Regions from separate parts of the Homo sapiens genome. Here region 1 is linked to region 2. Evidence: chromatin loops called from intact Hi-C (ENCODE). Cell type or tissue: natural killer cell. All regions are shown on one strand.

Region 1 (4,000 bases), 420 kb before region 2:
CAGAGCTGACCCTAGCAACCCAGCGGCAAATAGACTTTATGGTGGGAAGAAAGTTGTGCCACAAGGCTCCTTAATAGGATAGAAACTTCCCAAGGAGTGAGAGATTTCAGGAAGGAGAAAGCGGAGAACAATTGCTAGGAACTGAAGATGGGAAAGATATCACAGCAGATAAAGAGATTTCCTCTTGACATTACCTAGCAATTGACATTTGGTTGTGCAGGTTGTACACTGAGCAAATTTAGAAGGCATTGTTTAGATGTGAATTGTGTCTCCTAGAGGTCTGTACTACACAGTCTGTTGTATCTCTTCATCTCATTTCACTGATCTTAACATGGTAATCATGGGGATGCTGTGAGGACTATGAAAAGTGATTTTGCCACATGCAGTGCCTACCTGGCAGGCATCAGACATGAGAGTGTGTGCCTGGCAACAGTGAGGAGGCTCAGTAGCTTGGAGTTCGTCAGGTTTATGTGCACCAGGGACCCAAACCCTCTGGTAGTAAAAAAGGGGGAAAAGACAAGGAGAATTGCTGGGGTGACTATCTTTGTTTATGGTGATCATGGCTATTGTAAATAGCAATTCTTCCCCATGTCAGTGGCTTCATACAATATGATTTCTTTGTCAGTCACATAAGTTTGAAGTAGACTTTTCTCCAAGGTGGTGTCCTTCCAGAAGTCTGTCAGAGGCCCTGGTGCTTTCCAGCATGTGGCTCTCACTTCTTCAGCAGGTGCCAGGGCTGCTGCAGGAGAAAGGGCATGGAGGATTGTTCCTGAACAATCTGAACACCTGACCTCAAGTGATACACCCGTCTTAGCCTCCCAAAATGCTGGGATGACAAGCATGAGCCACCACGCCTGGCCCTCTTACTCTTTTTTAAAACCACACTGGGGATATAGAAACGTGTGACATCTTTCAACTGTCTTTACCACATTTGCAAAGTTTTTTCACCTTTTGTTTAGTTCTGTTTACTAACAGATACAAAGTCTGAAATTCTGTTGACCATGTCTGCCTAGGACTGACATCACGTTTCTTAAGTTCTATTAGTCTAATCACTGTCATATGGCCACAGCCAACTTCAAGGGAAGAAGAGAGAGGCAGACTGGCTGTCTGTCCAGGAGGAAGAGGAAATTAACCTCTTGCGTAATTTTGCCAACACCACCTGGATGTCTTCTTTTATGCTGGTACAACAATATAGCAGCATCATCCTTGATGTGAGCCTTCTGGATTCAGAAGCCAGACTGCATCCATACGGGATGTTTCCTTTCTCTCCAAAGACTAGAATAAAAGTAGTGACAGAGGTGGAAAGATCACACACATAAGGACACACGATTTAAACCTAAGTGGAAAATATACTTAAGAAATTAAATTATAGTATTGTATTTATTTTTGAATGTTTACTGTCTCATATAATTTATAATTTGTCCTACTTATTTAATGGGAAAACATCATCTGTTTCAAAGAGTTTGGACAAATATTGATTTATTAATCTAAAAGGAAGGATTCAATTGTATTGGCTTTCCTGATTCCTGATCCAACTGGAATCTATAGGAAACATCCATTTGATTCTCTCTCTCTCTCTGCTCCTATTCTTTTTTTAATTTTTATTTTATTTTTAGTTTTTGAGACAGACTCTTGTTCTGTTTCCAAGCTGGAGTGCAGTGGCATGATCTCAGCTCACTGCAACCTCTGCCTCCTGGGTTCAAGTGATTCTCATGCCTCAGCCTCCCAAGTAGCTAGGATTACAGGCACACGCCACTGCACCTGGCTAATTTTTGTGTTTTTAGTAGAGACAGGGTTTTGCTGTGTTGGCCAGGCTGGTCTCCAACACCTGACGTCAAGTGATGCATCCACCCTGGCCAAAGTGCTGGGATGACAAGCATGAGCCACCGCACCTGGCCCTCTTAGTCTATTTTGAAACCACACTAGAGATAGAGAAACATGTGACATCTTTCAACTGTCTTCACCACATTTGCAAATTTTTTTCATCTTTTGTTTAGCTTTGTTTACTAACAGCTCTAAAGTCTGAAATTCTTTTCTGTTTCACTGCACTCACCACATTAAGCTTAATACTCTGAAAATACACACAGCTTTATGGAAATGTATCTGACACCTCTGTGTTCTCCCCACACTTCATTTACCTCTTTCTTTTGAAACTCTAGCAAAGAAACCCTTGCTAGGAAGTAGGAACCTGGGATGTTTAGCCAGAGGGTCTTTTAATTTTCTTCCCTTCCTTTTTCTTTCCTTCCCTTCCTTTTCTTCCTTTCTTCCCCCTCTTGTGCATCCCCCTTTTTTTTCTCTCTCTTTTAGGGAAAAAGTAGACAGTGATTTTTTTTCCTTTTTTTTTTTTTTTTTTGGCCTGAGATAGAGTCTTGCTCTTGTCACCCAGGCTGGAGTGCAATGGTGCGATCTCCACTCACTGCAACCTCTGCCTCCTGGGTTCAAGTGATTCTCCTGCCCCAGCCTCCCGAGTAGCTGGGATTATCTGCACCCGCCACCACACCAGGCTAATTTTTTTGTATTTTTAGCAGAGATGGGGTTTTACCACGTTGGTCAGACTGGTCTCAAACTCCTGACCTCAGGTGATCCACCCACTGTGGCCTCCCAAAGTGCTGGGATTACAGGCATGAGCCACTGTGCCCTGCCAACAGTGATCTTTTAACTTGAGCACTGGGGAGCCTGGATTTCTTGTTCATGGGCTCTCACTGATGAATATTATTTGTGCTTTTATTTATGGTTTTCTTAAGCTTAAGACTGTGATTTACATATCAACTGTGTGGCCAACTGCATCTGTGCCACTACTTGCAGTTCTTGCAGTGGGCATTGTGCCTATGGTATTGCTGGGGTTTTCTGCACCATGATATGCCTTTGTCTCTGCTTGTCTTGCACAGCTTCTCTGCCATCGTCAACTTTGAATGTTTTATTTAAATTCCATGTTTTTCCATTATCCTCTGCAGGAGCTTTCTTAAAGAAATACAATCGGATAAAAGTTAAAGAACTTCTTATTACGCTCCCAGTTAAACAGCTTCCGCACACCTTGGAAAGCTTTGCACCTTATAGCACTCAGGTGTGTTATGCTTTTAATTAAATGTGGTGTTTGCTGTCATTTCTGTAAGTCCTCAAGCAGTAGACCCTTGGACCGACACAGAATCCCATTAAAGCCTTGCTTCCATGGGAAAATCAGATTATCCTCACCTCCTTTTGAACTACAATGCCTTCCCCAGGAATATAATTCATGGTAAATATAAGGTCATCTTGTACATTTGGTAATAGCTGCTCCTTCCTCTTCAGTGGTTAAGGTTAAAATGCTGGGCTTGGTTCTTGGGGAGTGACTGCCCACGCCTACTGTTGGAAGTTCCTCCATTAGTCAGGTTTGCCCTGGCCACTCTGAGAAGATAGTGCTGGAAAAACTGCAGTCTTTCTCATCTTACCTCCCCGACGTCTGATCCTAGACTGACCTCTCAGAAAAGTGTTTGACCAACACTGTTCCAGCAGGTTTCCATCTGCATAATAGCCTGGTGATGTCTGGTAAGCACAAGCTGAGCGCACACCTTCTGGGGACTGATGAGATCTAGAATAACCAAGAGAACGTAGACCTGCATTTTCACTGATTCCATTGAACAGGCATGGCCCCAACACTCCGCTTCTGTCTGATACTCATAAGGCACGCTCCATTCTGAAGTTACCTTAGACGGCCAAACCTTTTATAAAGTTGCTGTCTACTTCCTCTGGGGCATATACAGTTAAAGATATTGAACTTCTCTCACTATTGTGTGCTAAGATTCAAGGATCAAAAAAGCAGTAAGACAGTGTATTTGCCCTAAAGAAGCCCATATACCTAAGTGGTACTTATAAAGGGGAGACAGACATAAACACAAGGATTTGTAATACAGTGAGAAAATAAAGTGAGAAAGGGCATGTAAAGTGTAACTCAGAATGTTCTCTAAAAGTCTGAACACAATAGGTGTCTTCTGGATGGACAAAATGAACCCCAGTGTCACCA
Region 2 (4,000 bases):
TTCTACAGAAAGCATTCTTAAAAATTGAAGACTTCATAATTTGGCAGAGAGAGTAATGGGAGACTTTGTAGAGGAACTAAAATGTGAGTCAGACCTTAAGGATGAGTAAATTTGGATGGGTACACAGAAGGAGAGGCAAGAGAACCTAATGACCTGTGTTGATGACTACTATTACATTGTATCTGAGGGCCTCTGTGGCTTCTGCCAATGCTGTCCCATTCTGTTCTCATTAGATGAGGAAGCTGAAACTCAAAGAATATACAGTTTTCCAAAGATTGCACAGCTAAGAAATATGGAAAGATGGACTCAAGCTCAGATTTGCCTGATTCTGAAGCTTACATTCTTTTCGGTGCACTGAACTGTATCAGAATGTTTTTTAGAATGCAGACTGACATGAGCAAGAGTGAGGCAGTGTGAATAAACATAAGCTTCAGGATAACAGAGCTTCCTTCCTGGAAACAATGGTTGGGATGAAGCAGCAAAAAAAAATTTTTTTTCTAGGAAGAATTTCAAGATGAGATTCCACCTGCTTAACAAGCATTTGTCAAACCTGAAATTATTTTCTGATTGCAAAAGTATTCCATGTTAATTGTAGAAAATTAGAAAACTATAGAATCACCAGCTAAAATCAACCAGAACTAGCCATTGTTAATGTTCTAGTGTATCATCTTCCAATCTTTTCATAATTTTTCTCCAAATATATACACATTTATGTATATATTAGCTTTATAAAATTAAAATTTTGCTTTCTTTGTATTTTGATGTCTGAATTAGTAATATATCACAACCATACTCCATTTCTTCTATATTCTTTGGAAACATTTTAAATAAATATAGAATATTGCATCCTATAAGTTACCATAGTTTATTAAACTTCTATTATTGAATGTTGACGTTATTTCTAGTTTTTCTTAATTATAAATAATGTCTATTTTATCTTATAAATCATTTATCTCTGATTTTTCCTGAAAAAACAATTTTTTAAACAAAATTTCAGCTTGGCTTATTTCCCATTATATAGGAAATTTAAATCAAAATTTAAATTGTATGTTATCCTACGAACTGAAGCTCAGGTCAGACTCCTGAGGGGATAAACCAACATCCTAGCAGAGGTTTGACTCAATTATCGTCATGACTTTAGGAAGTTAAACTCTTCCATATCAGAGAGAGGAGTGGAGGCAGAGAGGTTGAAGGAGAGATTGAGGAAGAGGGGACAGAATAAGAAAGAGAGAAACACTGGTTTTCTTCCCTCAGGAATCGATTACCCGTTCTCCAGGTAGGCAAATTTTATTTTATTTTATTTTATTAAAAAGATCAGACTCCATGGTGGTCCTGAGGGGAGGTAGAAAAGACTCTTTAGACTGTGTCCAAGTGGCTGTTTTCTTTTTTACAGCCTAGTAACATCATAATGATGGATTTCTCCATTTGGGAGCATCACGCAGTGAAGGAAACCACCTGGGCTTAAATCCCAGTTACTCAGTTTCACAGCTCTGTGGCTTTAGACAAGGCCTTTAATTTCTCTCAATCTCAGCATCCACAGGGTAAAAGGAGATAGGAATGCCAACTAAAAATCTTTGGATCCTGACAATTAAATCAGATTACACAGCATCAGCCAATCGCAAACAACTAGCTCTTTCCCCCTCCCTTTCTTCCACGCTTCTGCTCACTGAGAGCAATAATTTTTTTTCTTTTCTTTAGATTTCTTCATTGTAAAAAGCAGAGTTCATTCACTCCAAAAAATTTTAAATCTCTTGGCACTGAGAATTCAAAGCATTGTCCACGCCCTTACAGAAATCACAGTCCAGTGAAAACTACAGAAAAGCTAACATGAATTACAAGATCAAGAGAGAGAGACGTTGGTACAAAGTCATGTGTTCCCAAATAAAGGAGGGCCGAATTTATTGGAGAAAGGGGATCAGGGAAGTAACCCTTGATGAGGTCTTACAAGATGAGCACTTGCTCACCAAGCAGGGGAAGGAAAGTGAGCATTCTTGGCATGGGGTAACTCTTACCCTGTGGTAATGAGGAGAGGGTTAGTGGTCAGCAGAAGGGCCTTTAACAGAAGCTAGAAGTTGTCAAGAAATGCCACTTCCTCTGCAGAACCCTTTCTGGTTCCTTATACAGGAAACCCTCTACCGCCTTAGCACTTTAATTGTACCACATCTGTGGATGTCTTTGACATTTACTACTTCCTGCTTTGCATTGGAGATATTTTTGTACATATTTTACTTTCATTATACCACTAGAGAAACAAGAGACTGTTTTATCCTTTAATCCTGGTATTACCTGTAGTACCTTCAACTTTATATATATATATATATATATATATATATATATTTATTTATTTATTTATAATACGATTTATTCATTTTAAAGGTTCCCAAAGTGTCCCCATTTAGGGGGTCACATTAGACACTTTGTCCCTCAGCCTTTGGGTTTAACACCCTTCAATCAGTGGACTGTAGTTGATTTCAAGTCAAATCTGCCAAGAAGACTGTTAATATTCACCTCATGATCTTGGTTATTATGGGTAGTAATATAAGCGATACTATATTACAATAATATCATTTACAACGGCTTACATTTATTGAACATTTACCATGGCCAGGCACTTTGTAAACACTTTGTCAATACTAACTGAATTAACACTCAAAGTAATTCAATGACATGGTTACTATTAGCATTCTCATTTAATAGATGATAAATTGGAGGAGAGAGAAGTTAAATATTTGTTACTTGCCCGCAGATCACACCTGGTAAGTGAGGGACCCTGAATTCAGACCAAAAACGATGTTGCTGTGGAATCTAGGCATGTATTCTTTATTCCATTTCATTAATCCTTGAAACGACCCAATCAGGAAGACATTATTGCTCCCATTTTATAAACAAAGTGCAGAGAGTTTAAGTGACTTGCCCAAGTCCACACATTGAAAATTGGAAGAACTAGGCCGGGTGCGGTGGCTCACGCCTGTAATTCCAGCACTTTGGGAAGCCGAGGCAGGTAGATCACCTGAGGTCAGGAGTTCAAGACCAGCCTGGCCAACATGGCAAAACCCCATCTCTACTAAAAAAATACCAAAAATTAGCCAGGCATAGTGGTGGGTGCCTGTAATCCCAGCTACTCAGGAGGCTGAGACAGGAGAATCACTTGAACCTGGGAGGCGGAGGTTGCAGTAAGCCGAGATCACGCCATTACACTGCAGCCTGGGCAACAAGAGAGAAACTCCATCTCAAAAATAATAATAATAATAAAATAAGAAAAGAAAAGAAAATTGGTAGAACTAGGATTTAGAGCTCAATCTGTCCAACTCTAAAGCCCAAGTATAGGACTCTAGGCTCCCTATTCCTGTTTAAGTTTTAAAAACCTGCTGGTTATAAGTGTATGGTATCTTCTATGTACCTATGGGCATTATCAGGCGATAGTTTTCTAGGATGAGGGAGAAGTAAATAAGGTGGTATCCAAACACTAGTATTTTATTCATTGAGACCAACTGAAGCAGGATTTGATGACTGTATGAGTGAATTAATTTCAGGTTATTTGAGATATTAGGAACATTTCTTACTGATCCACTGCTCTGCCGTGAAAACCATAGCAATTTACCATATTTAGTTATGGTCCATTCTTGAGGCTATGGTTTAGGGACAGAAGGGGTCAAGAATACAGGTAAAATAATGAGAAGGAAATGTTCTAAAGGACTACAGATCTAGCGTGCCGTAGGTAAGAGCAGGATCTTCTTTTGGAATACTGAATTGATATAAGTCAAAGACTAGGAAAACCAAATATGCCTTCATGTTCAGAATCAAGGTTGGTGTGGGTGCCAGAGACCACAGGCCAAGGCAATTAGACCCCTCCTTGGGTTTGGTAGGAAGTGGAGATGTAAGTAGCTCCTGGTTATGACCTCAGGGTTTGTGTTCAATAGGAAATATGTGATAAATGAGTGTCAACAAATTGACACCAGTGAATTCATTGCTTAGAGACACCTAAGTGGACAGCTTCTTG

Evidence for each region. Peaks named below come from ENCODE experiments on the same cell type or tissue, not always from the same donor. Only the 100,000 strongest peaks of a DNase experiment are listed, where the experiment ranks them.
Region 1: it touches region 2 in a loop (7-fold over the local background); 2 of 110 quality-filtered maps call a loop at or near these places.

The regions. Positions count from the first base shown.
Region 1 is chr15:95,862,572-95,866,571 of GRCh38, reverse strand. No RefSeq gene overlaps it. Among named protein-coding and RNA genes, the nearest start is that of LINC00924, 430 kb to the right of the region's middle. RefSeq lists an enhancer at 1,881-2,140. In natural killer cell, no CTCF peak of the experiment used is centred here; DNase peaks (open chromatin) are centred at 971 and 1,941; H3K27ac peaks cover 2,382 bases.
Region 2 is chr15:95,445,138-95,449,137 of GRCh38, reverse strand. All of the region lies in intron 1 of LINC00924 (long intergenic non-protein coding RNA 924), which reads right to left. Among named protein-coding and RNA genes, the nearest start is that of LINC00924, 14 kb to the right of the region's middle. In natural killer cell, no CTCF peak of the experiment used is centred here; a DNase peak (open chromatin) is centred at 2,097.